Regions from separate parts of the Mus musculus genome. Here regions 1, 2, 3 and 5 are each linked to region 4. The links are chromatin loops, found by intact Hi-C in ENCODE. Cell type or tissue: left cerebral cortex. All regions are shown on one strand. Region 1 holds the start of Gm39376 (a long non-coding RNA gene). Region 2 has its middle 16 kb from the start of Gm35024. Region 3 has its middle 80 kb from the start of Gm35024. Region 4 holds the start of Col12a1 (collagen, type XII, alpha 1). Region 5 overlaps Cd109 (CD109 antigen).

Region 1 (5,000 bases), 930 kb after region 4:
TTTATACTTTGCCAGAAATATTTTTAAATAAATCTTATTTCTTCTTTAGTATACAACAGGTTTTTTTGTTGTTGGTTTTTTGTTTTTTGTTTTGTTTTGTCTTTTTGCTTCCCTACTTGTAAGGCCTAGGAACTCACTAAACACAAATCTCAAGTTCAAAAGCACAGCTGAATAATTAAGAACAAAAGCACTGTCCATGCTATGCTTATGCTTGGGACTTAAATCAAGTAGCATGCCAGTGCCAGCCTCCCAGACTACAGTTGCCTAGGAACTAGGCAGCATCCAAGGATGTATGTGGGGACCAAATCAATGTAGGAATCAGAGATGAACATCACTGAGCATAGAGACAGAGAATCTCCAGGCACTGATCCACTGAACCAAAGCTGCTGAATTTCTTTTTCTTTTTTTTTTTTTTACTAAAATAGATTTTATTGTGACAGTAGTGAAATTACTCTTCTACAGATATAGAACTATGTTCTGTGCCAAGCTATCTAAAATTCTGGTATTTTTCCAGACAGCATATAACATGTATTCCTATGTTATAGAGTGGTGGTCCTTGTGAGTGAATGTTAATGAGATTCCAGATGAAATGTAAATACATACCAAATAGGCCTTTCTCCCATGCTGCTTTCTCCATCACTCCCACTCTCCAGCATACAACTCCTGTTTTGGTTTTATCACTATGCTTTGTTTGAGGTACATCTGTGGAGAAAGATGTAGGTGACAAGTTATAGAAACATAGTGACCATGGTTAATTCCTTTCTCCATTGCCACAAGCAAAACCTATGAGTTGTCCCAGTCTGTTGTGCCCTCTGTTTCGTAAATGAGTGTCTACATACCAAATCCCGTTGGAAGCTGAAAGTTTATTCTATACCTCTGAACTGACGGTTTTTACCTGCTTCCAAGGTCAATATGTGATCACATAAAGGTTATCAAATAGTACAGAAGGTCTACTAAATTTATTATATGCCTTAAGAGACATGAAGACTGCTGTCAACCTACTGACACTGGTGTTGGTGAGGTTACGTGCAGCAGGGTCAGGTCATCATGATATCATAACCAGCTGAGGGAAAACTCCATTCAACACACAGCACTAGGGTCACTAGGGTTATATCCATTTCCTAGGGTTACAGTAATAACAGAGTACCACAAACTAAGTAAGTGGCTGAGACAGCAGAGACGTAATGTCCCACAATTTCAGAGGCTGCAATTTCAAGATCAAGATATCAATTGAGCTGCATTCCTTTGGAGTGCATAGTATCTGTCCCAGCTCTCCTTTAGTAGTTTCTTGGTTTGTAATATCATAAGTGCAGCCTTCACATGACAATCCCTGGGACACATGTCTAGATGCAAAGTCCTTTTTCCAAGAATACCAGCCATATTGAGCCTGGGTCTTAATCTACTCTAGTACAACCTTAACTGTCACATTTATAATGACCCTATTCACAAATGAGGCCACACTGGGAACTACACATTCAACATTTGGAGCATGCCACAATTCAACCCGTGAAAGGGATTAATAAATCAAGATTAAGAATAATTGGTTTTCCTCACACACTGTAATAGGCCAGAAGGACTGCCTTAGAAGGGTAATGCTATCAGAAAGCCATTGTGGAATAGAGACTTGACTGGTTAGCCAAGGTAGACCTCGGAAATGCATCTACGGAGGGAGTGTCCTGCTATATCACTTTAAACACCAGTAGCAAACAAGCCTGTGGTGAACCCTTAGCATGAAACTGAGTATCAATAAGACTTGGGGAGATGGGGGAGAAAAGCTAGCTTTCTGGGCCATTTAAGAGAAGATTCCATAGAACCATTTAGTTTCTCAGTTGAAGTCAGAAACCTAAGGGTACACACAGTTCCTGGGTTGTAGAGACTGAGAGCCCAGATGTGCTGATAACCCATCTAGTATCCTTTCCCTACACCACAAAGATTAAAACTCCAAAATGAGTTCCAGACGTCCAGGCTCAAAATATCAACACTATACATTACTTATCCCTGAATGTAGGTATCTAAGAGGCATGGATATCCAATACAACACACTCACCCAATTTAGCCTGCTGCTGGCTCTTAACAACTGTAAGTTAACACTGCCCTCTAGAGGTCTCCTACTCAGTTTCATCCCTCCTGAGCTGCCTTTCCTATATGGAGTGTGTCCAGTCAATTGCTCTCAACCACACATTCTGTACATAATTAGGAGGACACAGTCAGTCACCAACCAGAAGACAAAGACATATTTCCTTAGCATGTGCCATAGTTATATCTCTTGTCTCACAGAAATTCTGTATAATTCACTTGAACTCATTTATGTGGCTTCATCTCTACAAAGTGACACATCTGAATCCAACGGCAACATTCATCTCTAACTATGCAAAACACCCAAAGGGGCCCAAATATTAAATTAGAAACACAGAGACCAAGCTTCTGATGACTCGTGTCAGAGGAGGGTGATGAACTGGAAGGAGTTGAGTGAAATTCTGTCTTTGTGTTCTGTCTCCCAGCTCCATCACCAGAAGCCCTTAGACAGGCATCAGTGAGTTCACTAGTCTGTGTTTTTCTCATTTGGTTCTAAGCCTTTCCAGCAGATGCTCCAAAGTCAAACTGAGTCTCTGGAATCTTAAATTCTATGACCACTTCTGCTAAAAAGATGTGTGACCTTGACTGACTCCGCTAACCTCCCTTGTTTCAATTCTGTCTACTTTAAAATGAGGGTCTGTGTTTAATTATCTCAAAGGACCCTTTCAACCTTCATCCTTTGTAACACTCTGCAATCAATTCTACTGAGTGCTATATCTGGGGTCCATATTCCAGAAAAGTCCTATTTAACATCACGAAGCATCCATATTAGAAATAAAGTTGTTTGGCAATGGGTCAAAGAGCCAGAGCAATCTTCACACCCATATGGCCATTTCAAATATCAAAATATTCACTGAATACGTGCCACTGGGAACAATAAAAACTTCCCCCAAGAACTTTCAAACACTCAAATACATTCTATGATTTTTGACTATACCTTTCACTCTGGCAGCTAAACTGTTAAGAAACATTGTTTCAGCAATGACAAACTTCAACGAAGCAACATAGTACACACCTGCAACACCAGCATATGGAAAGCCAATGGTGGAAGATGATGTAGTCATCCTTGGCTGCATAGTGAGACCTTGTCTCAAAACCTAAACAGAGGTCTGAAGATGTAGTTAGTTGGTAGAGGGCTTGGCTCCTTATACACAAAGCCCTGGGTCTGATCCCCACACTATCTGAATTTCTGAATTGAGTATACTGGCATATAGTGCTATCGTCTCAGAACTCAGGAGGTAGAAGGAAAATGATCAAAAGTCCAAGATTATCTCCAGCTACATATTAAGGTTCAAGGAAAATCTGAGATAAATGAGACTCTGCCTTTAAATGTGTGTGTGTGTGAGAGAGAGAGAGAGAGAGAGAGAGAGAGAGAGAGAGGGAGAGAGAGAGAGAGAGAGAGAGAGAGAGAGAGAGAGAGAGAGAGAGAGAGAGAGAGAGACTTGCCACATACATAGAGTAGTTGTGTCTACCAATAAAAATAAAAAACCTTTTGGAGCCAAAATCAAATATTCCTCTCCTAAAACGTGAAATGTAATCTAAAATCTTTATTTCCATTCAATTCTACCCAATTGTTCCTGCCTTGTTATTTTAATAATTTATTAACTAATAAAATAATATCAATCCCTACCATCATACTTAAAACCTACAAAATTGTAAGGAGTAAATCTAATATAGAACTCATTTGAGGGGATATTTTTGGACAAATTAATTGAAGACACTCAGAAACAATTCCATGTCCTTCAAACAGGCAACCAATCAACTCCCTTTGTAGCTCTGATGAGGTGATTTTCTATGCAATTATTACCTATTAGTATATATAATAATATATTAGTATATTATTAATAAAAACCCCGTAAGCATCTCATTGCTGTGATTGACTCTAGTTCTTAGAAATTTCACTTGTTAAATTCTCATATTTACAGGAAAAATAGATGCCACACATCTAAAACCCTTGAAAGACCTCTCTACCCAACCTAAAATTGTCAGTGCTCTGAGAAGACGTTTTCCTTTTTGCCAACTTCTGTGTGGCACCTTAGAAGAAACTCAAAGACTTCAATCATCATTAGCAGGGAGACATGCACCAGAGGAAGCAGCTATGGAATGAGCTATGGGACAAGGGAGATCTCCAGTCGGAACTGCAGAGGATGTGCCAAGCTCGTGCTCAGACAAGACAGTTCAGACTCCAGAGGTCAGCCCAGGGGGACGATGCCAGCAGCAAACATCCACCAGAGCACAGGCTGTACCGTTAGGGTGGTTGGTGAAAGGACTGCACGGCCACTGGAACCCACTTCCACTGAAGTCAGATGGCATGGTGAGTGGCATTTTCCATGTGCCACCACGTTCAGTCAATCTGTTAAGGCTTTTCAAGACTTCTTCAACATACATTTTTGTCACGGAGATTGGCATTTATAGACATTGGCAAAAGAAAGTGGAGAAAACACAAATACAGGTCAACCATCACCTCTCCTGATCCACAGGTTCTGCCCAAGTTCCTTAGACTCAACCAAAGTTACCAGGTGGTGAGGATGCCTGCGTTACATACATACATACATACATACATGCATACAGGGTTTCATTTTGTGTCACTGTTCCCCTGAAGAGTACAATACAATGGCTATATACATGCTATTTTATATTTATATTTATATTTATATTATATTTATATATATTATATATTTATATTATATTCATATTTATAGTATATTATGTATATATAGTATATACAGGGTTTCATTTTATGTCACTGTTCCCCTGAAGAGTACAATACAATAGCTATATACATGCTATTTTATACTTATATTAATATTATATTTATATTTATACAAATATATATTTATATATTATATATTTATATATTTATATTATATTTATATTTATAGTATATTATGTACTGTAAGCGACTCAGATATTATGTGAGGAAA
Region 2 (5,000 bases), 670 kb after region 4:
TAGTGATCGTAGATTCCTTTACTCTTTTGTGTGGAAATCTCTGATTTCTCCTTTGATTTCAACTGAAAGTTTGATGGATATACTACTCTGGACCGGTATCTATGGTATTTGGCATAAATTTTTGATGACCCTCCCTTCCTATGTGACTTGGTCCCTCTGTCTTACAGCTTTCAATATCCTCCCTTTGTGCAAAATATTTAATAATTTGTCTATTACATATTTTAGAACACTTGTTTTCTGGCCCTATCTATTTTGTTTTTCTATATAAAAATAGCCATATTTTCTTTACATTGGGGGAAGTTTTATTCTAATAATTTATTGAAAATATTTCCTGTGCCTTTAACCTGGATTTCTTCTTTTATACTTAGGACTTGTAGGTTTTGTATTTTATATAGTTCCAAAGTTCTAATATGTTCTGTCTCCTAGGTATTGGTTTAGTTCGGTTTGGTTTGATTTGGTTAAGGTGTGTGTGTGTGTGTGTGTGTGTGTGTGTGTGTGTGTGTGTGTATGTGTGTGTGTTTTCTTATTATTGTTTTTCTTTTCAGATTTAACTCTTTCTTAACTGACTGTTCCAATTTTTCTACCTTATCTTCAAGTCTTCATATGTTCTCTTTCATTTGATCCATTCTGTTTTTAAGGTTTTCTATTGAGCATTTTATTTATTTACTTAATTTTTCATTTTTTTTACTTCAGTTCGACTTTTCTTCAGAAATTCTCCTTATTAAATTCTATTTTAGCATCATGAATTGTTTTTGCTCATCTCTGTTTTCAGTCTTCATTCCAGCATATATTTATATCTTCTTTGAGTTCCTCTAATATATTTATAATTATCCTTTGAAATCATCGTATTTTGCTTCATCTAAGTGGCTTTTGTTATAGAATACTACTGTAGACTTCTAATTTCTAGAAGAGGCATAATGTCTTAATTGTTCATTTCTGTTTGTGGGTTTGATATACAAACTGAGCTTCAGGAATTAGGTCAATGTTTGTTTTTAGTTTGGATATCTATACCACCTTTGTTTAATGGCTGTTCAGATCTCTGTTTGCTGTTAGCTCAATTTAGCAGGTTACAGAGCAGCTAAAAAGTACTTTTGGTTCAGTCCTGAGATGACTCAATGTTGATGTATATTCAACACTGAGTACTGGAAGTGGACTCGTCTCATCTGGGGCTAGGTGCTACCATTAAGCACAGGTACACATCTTCTTTAGAGTTAGAAAATTCTTTCTGTAAATCCTCAGAAGTCTGTGAAGGAGGGTCCCAGAATATATAATCTTCAAGTAGAGGCAAGGTAGAGGTCCTTTCCTGAGAGCAACAAGTGGGGCCCACCATGACATTTTTAAGCAAGTGTATAACAACAAGTTTTAGCAAAATATTTTCTGAAAAAACCTATTGTTTCCAGATAAGTCAACCAGACGTATAATTGGCTCTGCAATCTCTTCCTCGGACAGTCCTCATGGCATGCACAGGAACTGCCAAGGTCTGCTCATCACATAAGAGCATTAAAAGGCCTAGCAAATCCTTCCCTGAAGCCTTAAGGCAGATTTTTAGATAAATGTCTTTCATTTGTTCCCATTTTCTCCTGGGCAATGAAGTTCTTCAGAACATTCTAGTTTCTCAGCAAGGCTGTGTCATTAGTAGACAACTCTCCAAAGGCAAAGGCATCATCCGATTTCAGTCTTGCTCAGTTAAACTCAGTTATGAATGAATACTGACCTCTGGATGGGTTGATTTTCCCCTGCCTGTTGGCACGACATCCAGGATGCATGAGGTCCTAGTGCACATGATCAAGCTACTGAAAAGGGCAGCAAGTATGGTGTATGATAGTTCAGCAGCACACTTAGGAAGAACCATGTGCTTAGAGAAGGAATCATGTGGCTAGCAGAACTAGCTTCATGTTGCATAACCCAGATCTACACTGTTGATCCCATGGTTTGGGACAAAGCATTAAAGAGCTTAACTAGGAATCTTTGACTACCAAGTTGATGACTCATTTATAAAATAGGTCAAGTCATGCTATAAGACAAGTCAAATGCTTAATACATACCTGTTCTAATGCTATCTGGAGACTATCAAAAGCCTCAAAATAGGTACTTGTGACTTAGAGAGGTAAGCTAAATTATGGGTAGTTTTATTTGTATACATCTTATTTTTCTAAATGTAAATTATTTGGCTGAGAATTTTACTTGGGATTCCATTTAGGATAGTTTGGGTGTGTTGTTTTCTATTAATTCAATCCCAGTAGTTGGAATTCTTTTCCATAGCCACTCCTGTTTCTGAAATTAGAGTGGCTTTCAACTCTTAGACACTCACCAAACTCAAAAGTGGGGCGCCCCCTGGTGGAAAACACTAACATTCATTTTAATCACATGCAGGGTAAAAGTTAAACTATTTTTTTTTCTTTTTAGAAGAACTGATTTACTTTCTGTTGATGAGCAGTTCTTCCTATTGCTCAGAAAGAAAGGTTTGCTTGTACAACGACTGTAGTTAACCCTGAAGGAAGCCTGTCTTTTCACAAAGATTGTGAAGGTGAGAAGAGTGGTGGGTAGGCAACAGGCCACAGCAAAGGCTGGCCAATGAACTCACCTAACCTTACAGAAAAGGTAACTTTCACAGTTCCCTTTAACTAGTTTCCTGTTGTTCATCCCAATTAAGTCCAGCTCCTTCTAGAACACAGGACCAACTGCAAAAGTTTGTATACCATTTCCTTCCAAAGACAGGAGAAAAGAAAGAAATGACAAGCTCTTTTAGTGCTCAGGTTTTGATTTTTTATATTCCAAATAAGTGTAATGGAATCTAGTTAAAGAGATGGAACAATTCCATTTGAAAACCCTAAGTATTCTCTAAAATTGTTTACAATGTTTTTTAATAGAGTGCTAGTGAAACTGTAAGTGCAAAGCTACTAAGCAATATACTTCAGAAATAATTGTATGTTTTATGTAGAATAAATGGAATGGAAAATGGAAATCAAGAGAAAAGGAGAGGAAGATAAGCTGAGGAAAATGAGAAACTAAAAGGTCATTAAAGACCTATACCAGATAAGTGAAGTAAGAGAATGCAGAGGTTGAGTGAGAAAGGAAGTAGAGAGAGGAAGTGAGGGAAGCAGGGAGAGGAAGTGACAGAAGCAAGGAGAGGAAGGAAAGGAAGCAGGGAAAGGAAGGGAGGAAAGTAGACAGAAGGAGGGAGGGAGGCAGGGGAGGGAGAGGTGTCAACAATTACCCCAGCCTGACTGCTGTTTAGAGTTCTCATAGGCACTATTCAAATGACTGTTGCCATCTCAGTAGGAACAGACCTGCAGACTCACTTCTATCCTGACCAGTTCATGACACAACCTCTCCACCTGAAAAATACAGTAATAATACAGATGATGATGTCTGTAAACAAATGTTCATTAGTACTCAATCGGCAATTTGTATGGATGCATCAAGCATAGATTTCCCCTCATAATAATCAGCCAACAGTAGCTGGATTCTAAATTGCTCTCAATTACAACCACTTCTATCTTTAACTACCAGCCAATTATCTCCATTTATTTTATTGCCTGGTACCTATTCATGAAAGCTGTCATTTGGTGTAAGAGTAAAAGCTTTTGTGATGGGATGAAAAAGAAGCCCATGGAAATTTTAGATGATGTCAATAAATCAAGAGGAAAGAAAATAGCAAGCTGGTCCTCTTCAGACACAAATATGGCCTGGAAAACAATCATACTTTACAACTCAGCTTACTCCAGTTTATCACTGCCAAGCAAACCCATGTAGGAATATTGTCCCTTGATCACACTCGTTTATCTCCGCCAAGCAGATAGATACTACTCAGATCGTGAACACTGGGTCCTGGCTCTCTGATGATTCCTAATCATTTGCATTCTACGTTTGCAAGGTTTTTACCAACATTCAGAAAGATACAATTTCATCTAAATGTTCTCCCTTCAATTAACTTTTTCCTTTCCCAAGAAAACTAAATAACGTGTTAAATAATATTTTATGGATTTCAAGTGAAAACTCTGATTTTTTTTTATTGAACAATGTCACCAGTTAAGTTTTCACTAGGTAATCAAACAGCATGGCTTAGAACCCTTCTGATTGCACTAGACCACTGCTCTTGTTTAACTCATTTGTCATCCCTTGCATCCTTGCAGTAATTAATGAGTTTATTCATCACATATTCACATGAATAGGTTGCTCCTCTGACAAAATGAACCATTCAAGCCAAAGCAAAAGTATGAAGGCAGGTTTTGTTGAGAGACATCTTTCTTGGGCTAGTTCACAGATGTCAGAGGTGGAGATGAGTGAAGCCACCCATCCAGGCTAAAACAAGCGGGGTCGGGGGAGTGGTTTTTTTTTGTTGTTGTTGTTTTTGTTTTGTTTTATGTATTGTTTTGTTTTGATTTTTAACTTATTCACTTTACATCCCACTCACTGCCCCACTCCCAGTCACCCCCTTCCAAAACCCTTCCTCCTCATATCTCCTCTCCCCTTCTCCTTTGAGCGGGTGGGCCCCTCTGGGTATCTCCTCACCCTGGCACATCAAGTCTCTGAAAGGGTAGGGGCTTCTTTTCCCATTGAAACCAGACAAAGCAGCCCAGCTAGAAGAACATATGCCACAGACAGGCAACAGCTTTTGGGATAGTCCTGTTTTAGTTGTACAGGGCCCACATGAAGACCAAGCTGGACATCTGCTACATATATGTGGACTGGCCTAGGTCCAGCCTGTGTATGTTCTTCGGTTGGTGGTTCAGTCTCTGAAAGCCTCAAGGGTCCAGATTAGTTGACTCAGATGGTCTTCCTGTAGAGTTTCTACCTCTACCCGGGCCACAATCCTTCTTCCTACTCTTCCATAAGAGTCTCCAAGTTCCATTCACTGTTTGGCTGCGGTGTCCTAGTCTATCTGAGTCAGCTTCTGGGTGAAGCCTCTCAGAGGACAGCCATGCTAGACTCCTGTTTACAAGCAGATTTTATGGGTCTTGGGCACAGGGTGATAATGTGTGAGCTAGGAGCTGGAA
Region 3 (5,000 bases), 610 kb after region 4:
TCTCAACAGTAGTTTCTGAAGTTCACTAGCTCAGATGGCAAGACAGGAACTCACCAGGCTGGCGTTCAAGTTCAGTGTCTGTGGGAGAGATAGCGCTAGTCAGTTTCTGGACCACAAATTATATACCTAACTCTTGTCTACCAATTAAAGTGTATGACTTTGGTTGTGAGGACGGCCAAAAAAAAGAATGTGGCTGTCTTCTGGTAATGTCACCACTGGGTAAAACCACCTTAAGAGTTAGGCCTTGTTGGTGGTAAATCAGTGTGTCATTAACACATAAAAGAAGGCAGCACTTTAATGTACCAAATGAATCTACTGTCGGTACACATTCATAGAGATGACTCTGTTTTTGAAAGCCTGTGAACATCTACAAGCAAACACTCTTCACTTTGTCCCTTTCCTTGTGGGTCTCATTCTCTGCTTTCTGTAAAACGTATCCATTTGCAGACTGGCTTCTGGGACATGGACCAAACAAAGCATCAGGGCAGCTTATGCATTTTCATGATGCCACTTCTTGACAGTAATTCTTCAGTCCTATTTTATGGAAATATCCAGCATCAGAAAAGCAGAGTGTTCTGTACTCAAAGATTTCATGTTATAGCATTCAGAGGCCACAGAAAACTCAAAATGTAGCAAGATGGACTTTCCAGCTTTGTAACTAGATGTCTTCCCTTGGTTTATTCTCTGCTGCCACATAGAAAGAGCAAAGCAAGAGAAAACTGCACATCTGTATGTTGAGAAAGTAACTAGAGCCATACCTCTCACCATCCACAAAATCAACACAAAAACATGAAAGGACTACATGTTTGACTTAAACACATGCAATCACTTCAAGGTACCAGTGGGGAATGGTTTTTCTTAGCAGGATCCCCCCCCCCCGCCCTGAAAAGAGGAAGCCAATCCAAATGTAAACAAATGGAATTCTATCAAATTAAGGGCTTCTGCACTGCAATCAACACTTAAGAGATAGATCATAGGATAGTAGGAATTATTTATTAACCATATGTCCAGCAAGGAATATAAAAAAAATCAAAAACTCTCAAAATAAACCCAACCCATAAATAATACAATTAAAGTAGACCAAAGGTCAGAATAGATATTTCTCAAAAGGAAAGATATAAATGGCCAACAAGTGAGGTTTAAAAGGACATCATTAATCATTAACCTAAATAATTGATCAGAGTCAGAACCACAGGGAGATGTTATCGCCCCTCACGAAGAATGGCTGTTATCAACAAGACTGAAGTGTTAAGTGAAATGAGGCATGCCCAGACAGACAAAAACCACATGTCCTCACTCACTGATTAAAAGGTACAGTCTCATGGAAGAACAGAATGGAATATTGGTCAATAGAGTCTAAGACAGGCACAGAACAAAGAAGTAAAAAAACACAGTTAGGCAGGAGAAATTAGACCTGGTTTTCTCTTCCATACGCAGGGAACAATTTTCTTTACAAGCTAAGATATACTTCAAGGTAACTGGAAAGGTACAAAAGATCTCAACATGTAAAAATGATTAATGTTATGCAGAATTTAGAACTTTTCTTCCTTCCAGCCCCAAGATCCTAGAAATAAGACTCAGACCCAAAATATATTTACAAATACTTTAGCCATACAGCTAGGCTTTTCTCTTATTAGATCATAACTTAAATTATCCCATTTAGTTTAACCTACATTCTGCCATGTGGCTAATTAACTGTGCTCAGGTACTTTGTTTGCTCCCTTCAAATATTCTTGGTTAATCTGAATCTCCCTCTCTCCCTTCTCCTCTTTCTAGCTGGCACATATCCTATCCTTTTCTTGATTCTGCCCAGCCATTGGGTGATCAGCATTTTTTCACAAGACAGAAAACAAAAGGTAAGAATTACTTATAGGAACTTGAGACAGGAGATTCTTGGTTTATAGGCATTAGAGTTCCCTGTATGAATTGGATCAAGATATGAGGGCAGAGAAATCAACATTTGAATGGTAAACTTTACACACAATGTACAGAAATAGTGTGCCTACATATTGGATGATACAGAAAAGCTAATTACCACAGTGTAATTATGACAGAATATATATGTATGTGTTTGTATGAATTTATATATATATATATATATATATATATATATATATACATACATATACATGTGTATGTATATTATTATCACACAGTACTTCATACTTCATGCACACACAAAACATTTCATAACACAGAGAAAGAAGTATTAAACAAGCAATAGCAATTGAATTGGTGGCCCTTACTGCATATTCCCTTATTATAGCATCTAAAGTTCCCTTTGTGAATCTAGGTTTGGAACAACACTGAATATTGACCTCTGCATTGACCTTCCCATGCAAATGCACATACTTTCCTATGCACATATAAACACATACACACACACATACACACACATACACACACACACATACACACACACAAACATACACACACACAAACATACACACACACATACACACACACATACACACACACACACACACACACACACACACACACACACACACCATTATGTTTTCATGAGGATGTTGTCCATTAGCCACTGGCTATTTGTCACTAAGAGGATTTCCTGCGTGCTGAATTAAGTTTTGTTTTGTTTTGTTTTTTTCATGGAATGCTAAACTTTCCCCATCTTCATGCTTAACATTTGTGTTTGTATCTATTTCTCCTCACTACATAGTATGCGTGTTCTACAGATTTTTTTTTTTAGGATGAGCACAAGCCAGTCACAGTCTTAGTGTACACATTGGTATCCATATAAATAGGCATATTATCATTATAACATAAAGGACAGGTAAGAGAAGGAATCCTGAACACAAGAGAGAACACTTAGCCTGTATTCTAGAAAGTCCAGACTGAGTTAGAAGCTGATACAAAGGTTCAGAGCTCAGTCATGTGCCCTAAATTCTGATCTCTTCATGGACTGTGACTGCTCTCTACTGGACAGAAACTCTATCAGCCAGTCATCAGTGTGTTAGTACCTCGGAGGAGAGTAGGTACATTATTTTACGAAATAAGAGAACTAAAGAATCCACTGCCAAATCTACTTTTTATAGAGAATATGGTTCTATGTCATAATTAATATTTTGAAGTTTTAAATATTTCTAAAAGAAAAAGACATATGCATTAGATTTATTTTAAAATGTGCTTTAATTTTTTTAAATTTTATTAGATATTTTCTTCATTTACATTTCAAATGCTATCCTGAAAGTCCCCTATACCCTCCCCTTTCCCTGCTCCCCTACCCACCCACTCCCACTTCTTGGCACTGGCATTCCCCTGTACTGAGGCATATAAAGTTTGCAATACCAAGGGGCCTCTCTTCCCAATGATGGCCGACTAGGCCATCTTCTGCTACATATGCAGCTAGAGACCTGAGCTCTGGGGGTACTGGTTAGTTCATATTGTTGTTCCACCTATAGGGTTGCAGACCCCTTCAGTTCCTTGGTTACTTTATCTAGCTCCTCTATTGGGGGCCCTGTGTTCCATCCTATAGATAACTATGAGCATCCACTTCTGTGTTTGCCAGGCACTGGCATAGCCTCACAAGAGACAGTTATATCAGGGTTCTGTCAGCAAAATCTTGCTGGAATTTGCAATAGTGTCTGCGTTTGGTGGCTGATTATGGGATGGACCCCCGGGTGGGGCAGTCTCTGGATAGTCCATCCTTTCATCTTAGCTCCAGACTTTGTCTCTGTAACTCCTTCTACTGCCAAGTTCTTTCTAGCCAATTCAATTTATATCATCATTTACTTAAACATCTTAACTCTTCAAACAACATTGACTTCATATGCTTCTTTTTAAAGAGAAATACACTATTCCCTTTATTCAACACACACATGGACACACATACACGTGGTAGTAGTAATTCCCCATTGATCTTTTACTATTTTAAAACTGACAAAACAATCAGACATCAATTTTGAAGCTAGGAATCTATGATTTCCAGTTCTGAAAATACAGCAGCATGCTTGTAGATACTGCTTTCCTGACACTGGCATCATTCATTCCAAGCACTGTCGCCACTGCACCCCTGCTGCGTTAGGAAAAGTTATTTATTGTTCACCCACCATCCTCTTATATACCTCTGTATGAGTAAACAATAAAAGATATTGTGACAAAAAGAAATATGATGATATTGCAACCTTACAAAAAGAAAACAAAGAAGCACAAAACAAAAACATCACAAAATAAAATTTAAATTTATAAAATTACAGAGAATCACATAAAGATAAGCTTTCTTACATTTTTTGATTTTCAGTTCAAGTACACATATATTATCCACAATATATTGCAGAACACATTATATATGTAAAATGTGTGTGTGTGTTGTATGTGTAAAACATTTTCATTAAAGGAGTTTTCAAGCTGACTCATGGAGTTATACAATACCTAAAGGAATGCCCCATGAAATAACCAGATAAGGTTGGCTTTTAAGGAGACAGTTTCCGGCATGCCAGTTTTTATACACCCCCTTTTCTACTTCCTTATATTTCTGGGAGTCTCCTTTCCAGATGGGCATTTCCCTCCTATTTTCAACAACCAAACTAGATTTCTGTCTTGCCCTATAAAAACTCCAAAAGAAATTCAATAGGTTTTTTTTGTCTCTTAGAAACTCCTCCCAACTCTTCAGTTTCTCTTACTTACTCGGTTTCTCACTTTTCTGTAAGTATTTTTAGTAAGGCTTGCTTCAGATTCACCCACTCCCTCAAGAGTCCACATCTTTAATCTTCATGGTGGTGAGACAGAGACAGTGAACTCAGAGTAGCTGTCCTGGGTCTATAATTGATGAAACTGAGTATCTAGTATTGTAGGAGTCATATACAACTGGACCATGAAAGGTGCCAGCATTCTCTGCATCACATCTGCCCTCCACAGCACTCTGTGTCTCCAATGCATAGAATTTACCTTAATTTTCTAGACATGCTTTTTGTCCCATGTTTCATGTGGTTCCTGCCCCACCATGTCCTTTTCTACTCTATTCTTTGTTCTCAGTA
Region 4 (5,000 bases):
TCCGTCTTCGAGCCCTTTCCGGATAACAACGTGTGACTACTGGACACTTCATCCCATGCGTCTTGTACAATTTGGCAACTTCAAGTGCCAGACTCCCACTGCGTCCAAGGGGTGGAGTGCCGGGAACCGGGGAGCTGCAGAAAAGAGCCCGTGTGCTGGCGGAGTATCCGGCTCCTAGTTGGCCTTCTCAGTAGCTCGCGCCTGCGTGCGAGCGTCCCCGAGCGAGCTCCTCTCCGTCCTTTTCACCTCTAGGAATTTTTTAGGGAAGAGCTGCCTGAAGCCCCAACGTGGGCCAGATTTTACTCTTAAACTGACAAGAAATTTCTAAGGAGAATAAAACTTGTTCTTAAGTGTCCCGTTGGGATGCCCCCGCCGCCCCCGCCCCCAGGTACCAATAACTTTCCTCTCCCTCCCTCCAGACTGAATCGAAGCCTCCCATCTCTATCCTGAAAAACTAGGTTAGACAGACAGGCCTGGGAAAGCCATCCTAGCCCTGAGCCGGGAGCAGGCAGGCGGCTGTCGGAGTTTTCAAAGTCGCGCCTTGGAGACTGGGAAAGACAGAGGCCCGCCGCGTGCACAGACAGTTAGTTAATGGAAAGCCTGTAAATCGGTTTTAAGTGCACCCAGGACAGAGGGGGAGGAAGGTGGACGTGGGGACGGTGGCGGCCGGAGATGCAATGGTGAGGGACAAAGGGGATGCCCATCCCGCTGCTCTGAAACGAAGATCCGTTCCCCACTTCTCCATTGTTCTTATTTTAGAAAAATAAACGTATTAAAGAAACTCGTTGGGTTAGGGAAACCCGAGCCCCCTAGCCCGCCCCAAGCGGAGGAGTCCGCGGCCTCCCTTGGCAGGGAACCCGGCTGCGGCTGTCCCCCTCTCTCCCTCCCTCCTCCCCGCCCCCGGAGGGGCATTGCTACTACGGCGATCGCCACCTCACGCCGAAGGAATGCTCGAAGTATGCACACGTTCCCAAAAGTAGACCTCCTTCACCGCCGAGGAGCATACATCACCCGTGGCAGCCTTCCACCTTCTCAGGCGTTTCGTAACCGAGTAAACTGAGAGCCGGGAACAGCCCTCTATTAAGTAGCCCGCGGCGCGGAGTCTCTTCCCAGTCGGCAAAGGCGGCCGCTGCAGACGCGTCCGCCCGCAGCTGCATTCAGTCCCCCTGCCTCCGCTCACTCTGCGCACTAGGCGCTGCTGCTGGGTGCTCCCATCGCCTTTTCCACACCGGCGGCCGCCAGGTGCTCCCGGAGCGCAGCGCCCTCCCAGGCCCGGGGGGTCCCACGCGCAGGCTGCTGGACGCCCGCTCCCTCTGTCACCTCCGGCTCAGGTCAGTCTGGCTTCTGTTCCCCACCCCAACCCCCACCCCTCGCGCCCTTTCCCAAAGATAACTGGGGAAAGTGGCTTCTTGCTTGCACCTTAACCCGGGGCTGGCAGAATGCCCAGCAGGGGCTGCTTGGCTTTGGAAGCGATTGATTAGTGTGCCCGAGATAGATCTGTGGCACAGGAGTTTGGCGGTTTCTTTGGAGTTTTGGAGGGAGAAGGAAAGGTGGCTTGCTTGTGTGCCAAGTGGGACTCAGTGTATCCATCTGTAGGGCAATGTCCTCTATAGTCTCTGTCGCTTTCAGTGAAGTGCACGGGCTGCATAGGTCGCTCTTTATAATCTGGTGGCTTTGCCAGGGACTCCAGGCTTGCAGCAGGGACTCAAGGCATTGCCAGAAAACGAAGTGAAGTACTGTACGCTCCGCGAAGAATTCCATGGAGGGCCAGTGGAAAGCGCTCCAGCTTGGGGAGACTAGGCGCTAGTGGCATCTCCAGATGCTCGGGGGAGCTGCCCTGGCTCCATCCTCCACTGCTTTCAAAGTGCTGCTGGGTTAGGCCAGCTCTCGCAGCTTCTGAGACTTCCTTTTTGGGTTCCTCCTGAATGCACTGGGATTAAGTTTTACCCAGGGTCAGTCAATGGGACCTTTGAGGAGGGTTCTCCTCCAGTCTTTGAGTGCACAGATCAGAGTGCGTGGAGTCAGTGCATTTGAGAGCAGTTGACAAATGGGACCTGCATCTGGCTTCCTCAGCCACCATCCCCTGACCAATTCAGATCTTTGGCATACACCTCCTCTCAGCTCCAAGGTTAGGGTCTTCTAAAGAATACTGGGGTAGGATTGGGGGAGGGGGGCGAAGAAACAAGTCTAAGCTCGTCCTTGGCTAGGTAGCCTTTATAGAAGACGTAGGTGACGCCTGGACTCTAGATGGGCCCACGAAACATTTGTGTGCCTGTGTGTGCGTTTGAAAAAAAAAGTTAAATTGAGAGAGTTAAGAAGTTGGCTCCTTCCAGCAAGGGGTGGGGGAGGGGCAAGTTGTCCGAAAGAGACCAGTTCCCATAGTGCCCCCACTCCGGGCAGTTGATTCATTTTCATTCATGAGGGGAAGTGAGGGAAATCCTACTGCCACGTAAGGGCTACCGCTTTCAGACATCTATGTCTGAGAATGCTCAATGAAGTGTTGCTAAGCACTCCGATAAATGTTTTGGCTAAGAAGGAGAGAGAAGTTTTTCTTTAAAACGTATACGAACGGAATTCTTGGCTGGCTGAGATGGCTGAGTTATTCATCAGATACCCCAAAGAGAAGTGATTCATTCTTGATGCTGAGACAGGAAGCCGATAGGTGGCGCACTAGACTAAGACTAGACTAACTCAAGTTTTTTGTTCACCCTTTTAACACCCCCCCCCCCCCCAAATACTGCACACCGATTTTTGTGGGTAGGTTACCACTCTTTAACTTTTCGTGAGCACAACTGCGGACTGCATTCTAAATTATCATATCAGCGTTATGGCCGGGTGACGACAACAATGAAGCATTTATGCTTTTTTAATCTTTACAAATTTTGACTAATGTAGGAAAGGGTTTGTTGTTAATTAGGGGGAGAAGACATTACTAAAACCCCTTAGATCCCAGAGCTGCGCCAAAATTTTAATATTGGCTTCATAAAAAGGAGCTCTGGGCAATTTGGCTTGCCTGCTCATCAGACATGTAAAATGCAATTTACACTCGGATGAGGAAAGCTGCCCTAACCCTCGTGCCAATGATTTGGAAAGGCAGGGTTGGAGACTGTCAGTTCCTTTTTTCTCAAGGAGAGCCCAACCTTTGGCTTATTTTTGAATTCCCAAACACAAATGGGGGAGTGCTCCCCGCTATTTGTCATGAGGCCTATGGTGTAGCCTTAAAGTTATGTGTGCACTTCTGAATCTCCTCGTTCTGTTTTTTGCATTTGGCCACAGACACCTTCCCAGTCCAGCTAATTGCTGGTAACTTTTGTTCCTGGATTGGATCATAGAATATACTAGGGCAGTCCTTTCTGCTGCTAAAACAGCTACTGTGTGTTGAGAAAGTAAAAAGGATGAGTGGAACTCTTTGCCGTTAAGGAAGAAATCTATTTGCAAAGGCAGGAAAAATTAAGAACCTTCTCACCTCTGGGGCTTGTATTAGTTATAATCGTCCAGCATTAAGAAATAGCTAAACACAAGGAAGAATTATTGCGGTTTGTACAATCTAAGAATGTTTGGGAAACAGACAAGGGCATTTTGCTTTTTCTACGGCTTCGTCTCTTTTTATTATGCATTTTAGAGTTGGTTCCCTCTCATCTTTGGTAAAGGTTTTATCAGATGTGAAAACGACACGGTTATCAGAAGAACTGGGGTTCATTTGAGCCTTCCTCATCCCTCTGTAATCTATTCCAGATCTTAAAGACATACTTGCATATTTTTAGTCAGGATAAACTGGAGAAAATAGAATAAATGAGGTTTATTATTATTATTATTATTATTATTATTATTATTATTATTATTATCAAATTACCCTGGGACCACTAAAGCACAGTTACCTAAAGAGGTTAGCAGTTAGGGAAAAACAGCCAAATGAAATACCCAGCTGGAAGACACATTTGGTTGAGTCAGGGATAAAATGACCTCTAAATTATCCATCACCTTGGCAGTATGAAGTCATGTGCGGTCTGGTCAGGCCTTTACAGGGCACCAGGCAGCAGCAGCTCCCTGGGGGAAGAATATTCTCTTTAAACTAGAATTTCCTACTAGTGCCCTGATTAAACCTATTGGAAGAGCTTGACTTCCATGGTTCCACAATGGGTCCATTATGTGCTGGGCTGGGCCCTGTTGTTTTATAGGCAGATTTGGCTCGGTTCTGGTCCATGTTTAGGCTCTAGTCTAACCTTGTTCGTGGCCTGCTCAGGCTGGGTTCTGATGGATCACTGCTTCCTCCTGCAGATCCCTTCATGAGGCTGTGAGCTTGAGGCCCAAACATGCAGACCAGGCTTCCCCGAGCGCTGGCCGCCCTGGGCGTGGCCCTACTCCTGTCTTCCATTGAGGCAGAAGGTAAAATGCTTTTACTTCTCCTATGACAAGTGAAACTGCAGAGTTCAAGAAAGGAAAAGACTTTCATCTCCTGCTTCTGTTGCTTGGTCTGTTTTCTCTGCACTTCTCAGGTGCTTTCTCTTCTTCAGAGAAACACCTGCCTTCTGAGGTGTGTCCGTTTCTGAACTTTAAAGGTCCAGCTCGTTTATTCTGCTTCCACTATTCTGTACAGTGCTGTGTGGTCTCCTTGCGCTTGTCTCTGCAGTGTGCTGTCCACACTGCCACCTGCACTGCCGCCTTCCTTGACGATCAGTCCCCTGGATAGGGCAACAACTGTATCCAGCTCTGACAAGAGGATTCCCGACATCTGGACACCAGGAACCTCAGAATATGGACACCTTTACAGGATCAGCAGCGGATCACCTGGGTCAGGACTGTGACCTTGGTGACAACATGAAATAAAAGACTCCAACACTGCCAGCCCCGAGCGTCTGGTTTTCCTTTCTTTTCTTTTTGAGCAGATTAGGTTGGGTAGGCAGACTTTCAGACAAAGGAGCCAACCTTCAAACTGCCAGTAGCTAGGGGAGGTGGGTGGGCGGGGGATGAGTGACAAGCAGAAACTGACCCCTAGTGGG
Region 5 (5,000 bases), 1.1 Mb after region 4:
AAGAGCAAACTGTGTAAAATGCACAAGAAAGCAGGAACCTTCAAGCTGGAATGCCTGGGGAGAGCAGACGGTTGCTTTTCTTTGTGGAACACTGAGTAGACAGAGACAGCAATGCCCACGGGAGAGAAGGTAAAATCAAAAGTTGTGTTTATCATTTGACTCAGTCTCTCCTTTTAACGATTTACGTTCTTCCATTCTTTTTTTTTTTTTTTCTTTTTTTCGAGACAGGGTTTCACTGTGTAGCCCTGGCTGTCCTGGAACTCACTTTGTAGACCAGGCTGGCCTCGAACTCAGAAATCTGCCTGCCTCTGCCTCCCAAGTGCTGGGATTAAAGGTATGCGCCACTACACCTGGCTTTATGTTCTTCCATTCTTGATGTCTAACAGTACAGACTTCCCTATACCTAGCATCTCTTTTCTGTTCCCTCACAAGATTTACAGCATCCCTAACCTCTGACTTCTGCTACATCTTCAACTTAGGTCCCTATTTCTACTGGATCTTTCCATAAAGCCTAATAAGCTAAATGAAATCTTTAAAAAAAAAAAAAAAAAAAGACTAATAGTGCTGGAGAGATGGCTCAGTGCTTAAGAGCGCCATCTGTAACTCCAGTTTCAGGGGCTCCAATGCCCTCTTCTGGCCTCCACGAGCCTTTGTGGTACAAAGGCATGGAGGCAGGCAAAACATCCATACACATAAAACATGGTTTTAATTTTTTTTTAATGAGGGGTTTAATTTTTTTTAATGAGGGGTTGGAAGATGGCTCAGTGGGTGATAGCACGGGATGTTCTTCCAGAAAGCACAAGTTCAGCTCTCAACATCCTCATTCCAACTCACCATCTTCCAACCCCTCTTCTGACCTCTGGGAGCACCAACCTTGTTAAACAGTGTGATCCTCATCGGCCACATCCCTTCATCCGTAAGATGAGGAGACAGATCAAAGCGCTCTGTTGCTTTGTAACTTTTGTTACGTAACAGTGGTGGAAAACTGGCCCATCTATGAATGGATAGAAAATTCACTGAGACCCACAGCTACCCTGTACTGCATGTGAGAGACTACAGGAATGGGAATGAAGACCTAGAAATGTTCCACAGTCAAAGGCACTTGGGCTGGAGAGATACGTCCCCTGAAAGATGCTAGCAGCTGCATAAGCCTGAGAACAGGAGCCCAGCTCTCCCCTACATGCAGGGTGGGTGTGGAGGCACCTAATGCATCTATAACTGAGAAGGGCAGACAGGCGGATCCCAGAAAGGGGGTGGGGGGCTTTAGGTTCAGGGATAGAGTCTGTCTTTAAAAAAAAGAAAAAGAAAAAAAACTAAGATGAAACTCAGTATTTAAATTTAAATCTTTTTCTATTTTATTTAAAAATAAAATAGAAAAAGACTGCTCTTCCAGAGGTCCTGAGTTCAATTCCCAGCAACCACATGGTGGCTCACAACCATCTGTAATGGGATCTGATGCCCTCTTCTGGTGTGTCTGAAGAGGGCCATAATGTTCTCACATACATAAAATAAATCTTTTTAAAAATTTTTAGAAAAAGATGCTCTGACCTCCACACTTGCATCCATATGCATACCACACACATACATACATACATACATACACACACACACACACACCACGCACGCACACTTGTTACTTCAAAATGCTGAAAATGAAAGCAATACATGATGACCAAATGCAATCTCGATTATTCTAGAGCGTCTAAGAGTCAGTGAGTGACTGACTGTCTTACACTGTAAATCAGTAGTTCTCAGCCTCCCTAATGCTGCAGCCTTTTAATACTACAGGGTCTCATGTTGTGGTGACCTGCAAACATAAAATTATTTTTGTTGCTAGTTCATAACTGCAGTTTTCCTTTTATGAACCATAATGTAAATATCTAATATGCAGAATATCTGATATGAGACCCCTGCAAAAAGGTCACCCTATCCTCAGGGGATTTTGCCCCACAGGTTGAGAACCACTGCTTTAAATGAACATGGTAGAATTGGATAAATTCCAGGGAGCGCACAGCGTGTTTCACTAAGCATCCCTTTGCTGACCTGAGGGAACATGTGACTAAAGATGCCACTGCCTGGTTACCTACGGTCACTACACCTCAGACCCCTGATAAAGCCTCCAGTGCTAATGCACGTCCTCCCACTGTGGTGCTTAAAGCATCCCATAGGGGTTTTTTTTCTACAAATAGAATGAAATTTCTAATTCCTCTTCTAAAAATAATTTTTCCCAGTTTATATTGAGAATGGTTACTGACTCAAAAAAAAAAAACTAGTATATATGATGATGGAGCATTCAAATAATGAGTATATCTCATCCATTGTCATGACTCACTGCTAAAACAAAAGTAGGTAATAAAATATAAAAAAGCCCCGAATGCAAAGCAGGAGTCAAGCAAAGACAAAAGCCAGAAGTGAGGTCTCAGCTCACCACTCAAGCATGCCTTTGATTACACTGCCCCCTGGTGGACACCGATTTTGTTAAAGAGGTCTGTTTGGGGGTTTTGTTTTTTGTTTTTTCTGGGTTTTTTGTTGTTGTTGTTGTTGTTGTTGTTTTCTTAGTTGTATGCTTCATATTGACATTTCATGAACAATGAGCACTTGGTGTTTGTCTTTGTCAGAAGGATAATGATACCTTCAAAAGTGTTCCAGGGGGAAACGGCATTTAGACTAAGACATCTAATAACTGCTAACTTAATGCAAGCACTGTTGCCAGCTCCCGGGGCTGGAATACACACACACTCATTATATATTTGTAGATTATCATTGCTGTTCTTTGCTATAGCATGGATGGCCTCAGTCTTAAAGCAATACAGTGACTAGAAAGCTGCCATTGGTTCTGAACTGAACTAAAAGTTGAGCAAGAGGTCTCCTTTCTACAGAAGTATACCTAAGAAGTTAACTTGCTATGCTGTGGTCTTCCTGTCACAAAATGGACATAGTTGTACCCATGTCACAAAATTACCTATGAAGAACAAATGGGAACATATATAAATACTGCACCTGTGCTTTCCTGGGAGTAGACCCTAACCTTCGTAAACATTTTCTACATGACATAATATAAATGTGTTTATTTTCTCATAATGGTATATCAGCCATCATACTGAGAGATCACACTGAGAGACCCTTAAAAACCAACATTTCTCATGGTATCCTGTATCTTCTCCAAATTAATATTATTATCCTCAGGTTTAGATGTTTTGTTTGGTCATTACCACACTAAGCTATAAATCCAGAAAATGAGCAAATCCCTCAGCTACAGATCTCACAGACATTAACTTTAATCCTTACGAATTACTCACTGCCTGTATGAACCTCGTTTGCAACACTGCCTCCAACATTCGTTAAAACCATGTTACACATTCAGTAAGAGCAGCTGAATTATCAAGGCTCAAATTGGTAGATATATAAACATCGGCAAAGGCACCTCTGGCCAGTCAGCAGATGTAAGCGTCTAGTAGGACCCTAGCACCGACTCCTTCCTTTAAGTCGGTTCCCTCACCGTATCCCACAGGCTGCTTCAAGCAAGAGCTATCCCATACATCTCACCCGACACATCATGTCAAGCACCTCTGGTGTTTACATAAAAATTAGATATTACTCACCTGTGTATCATAAAATATAAAGTAATATAGATATTACACACTCCATGACCACCCTATCTCATAGTTGACATTGATTTTTCACTTGTTTTAATTACAGTGACATGAGTTTGCCATCTAGCCATCTCTGAGCACTGGACAGTCGTGCTAAGTGCATCTACACGGTTGGAAACAAATCCCTGGACCTTCACCTTGCAGGACAGAAACTACACCGTCCAAACAACTCCACCTCCTCATCGCTCCACCCCCTGGTCTCTGCCATTCCACTTTGTATTTCACTGGTTTTCTATATCCTAAATATTGCATTTACACGAGAGCACACAGCAGCTGTCCTTTTGAGGCTGATTTCATTCAGAGCAATCTCGAGGCTCACTTGAGTCACAGCACGTGAATGAATGATCTTCCTCTGTAAGGTGAGGACCCCTTTATTTTGAAGTGCAAATGGATGGATTAATTTCTGCCAATAATGAATCACATCTGTGAATATTTTGACTAATATCATAAAGACCGGACAAATGAGCTTATCCATTATACCAGGTATGACCCCTCCACTGGAGCCTGTTGAGAAGCACCCCAAGATTGAGATGTGGAAGACATATCGACCCATCACGCTACTTTCAAATAGGGCAAGCCATGTGTGGTGGCATATGCCTGTGATCCCCGTACCGTGGAGACAGGGGCAGACATATTGAGACCCTATCTTAAAAATAAGTAAATAAGCCAGGCAGTTGTGGTACATGCCTATAATCCCAGCACTTGGAAGGCAGAGACAGGCAGATCCCTGTGAGTTTGAGGCAAGCCTGGTCTACAGAGGGAATTCCAGGACATATACCTAGAGAAACCCTGTCTTGAAAAACATACATACATACATACATACATACGTAACAAAAGTACCAACTAAAAAGATCTAAGAAGTTAAATATCTTAAATAACTCAAACACTGAATTAAATTATTCTTCTGGGTTGTTTCCTTGTAAATATCTTAATAATGGAACTATATAATTCTAAGATGTCATAAGAACCACATTCTATGTGCTTGCAAAGATCTTCTTATCATGTTTGAGTCAAGAATATCTGTGTTGTAGAGAAGAGAGTATTGAGCCATGGGGAGAGGAGACAACTAACACTAAAGACTTTTTTAAGGCCACATAGAAACCTACTACATATAGGAAACTACTACTTTAAGTTTCCTAAAATCAATACATATAATCATATAAAAGGAGTTAAAATCGAGTTGCCCTATAATGGGGGAGGAGGGTAGGGTAGGGAAATGCCTCTCCCAGATTTCAGAAACTAGAAAATAAAAAGCCCAGGGACAGTATGGGGTTCTTTTCAAGTTGTTCGGTGGGGGGGTCCCATAACCCCCAAAATTACAGGCTATTGTCCTTATTCCTAGTTACA

What was found. Peaks named below come from ENCODE experiments on the same cell type or tissue, not always from the same donor. Only the 100,000 strongest peaks of a DNase experiment are listed, where the experiment ranks them.
Region 1: a loop joins it to region 4, with 7 times the contacts of the local background. A loop is called at or near these places in 35 of 42 quality-filtered maps.
Region 2: a loop joins it to region 4, with 7 times the contacts of the local background. A loop is called at or near these places in 36 of 42 quality-filtered maps.
Region 3: a loop joins it to region 4, with 6 times the contacts of the local background. A loop is called at or near these places in 15 of 42 quality-filtered maps.
Region 5: it touches region 4 in a loop (4-fold over the local background); 11 of 42 quality-filtered maps call a loop at or near these places.

Annotation. Positions count from the first base shown.
Region 1 is chr9:78,785,156-78,790,155 of GRCm38, reverse strand. Gm39376 (a long non-coding RNA gene) reads right to left here and starts at 4,529. Exons shown (of 3, transcript XR_870938.2): 1 at 4,323-4,529; 2 at 3,092-3,173; 3 at 604-702. In left cerebral cortex, a CTCF peak has its summit at 2,108 (motif pointing left); DNase peaks (open chromatin) are centred at 314 and 2,092.
Region 2 is chr9:79,042,844-79,047,843 of GRCm38, reverse strand. No RefSeq gene overlaps it. Among named protein-coding and RNA genes, the nearest start is that of Gm35024, 16 kb to the right of the region's middle. In left cerebral cortex, a CTCF peak has its summit at 2,352 (motif pointing left); a DNase peak (open chromatin) is centred at 2,337.
Region 3 is chr9:79,107,728-79,112,727 of GRCm38, reverse strand. No RefSeq gene overlaps it. Among named protein-coding and RNA genes, the nearest start is that of Gm35024, 80 kb to the right of the region's middle. In left cerebral cortex, a CTCF peak has its summit at 2,954 (motif pointing left); a DNase peak (open chromatin) is centred at 2,929.
Region 4 is chr9:79,714,750-79,719,749 of GRCm38, reverse strand. Col12a1 (collagen, type XII, alpha 1) reads left to right here and starts at 1,028. Exons shown (of 66, transcript NM_001290308.1): 1 at 1,028-1,331; 2 at 4,279-4,386. The coding sequence starts at 4,314. In left cerebral cortex, CTCF peaks have their summits at 1,218 and 2,641; DNase peaks (open chromatin) are centred at 576, 1,053, 1,754, 2,633 and 1 more place; H3K4me3 peaks cover 2,495 bases.
Region 5 is chr9:78,643,665-78,648,664 of GRCm38, reverse strand. The region is part of intron 5 of Cd109 (CD109 antigen); the gene reads right to left. Among named protein-coding and RNA genes, the nearest start is that of Cd109, 31 kb to the right of the region's middle. In left cerebral cortex, a CTCF peak has its summit at 2,460 (motif pointing left); a DNase peak (open chromatin) is centred at 2,451.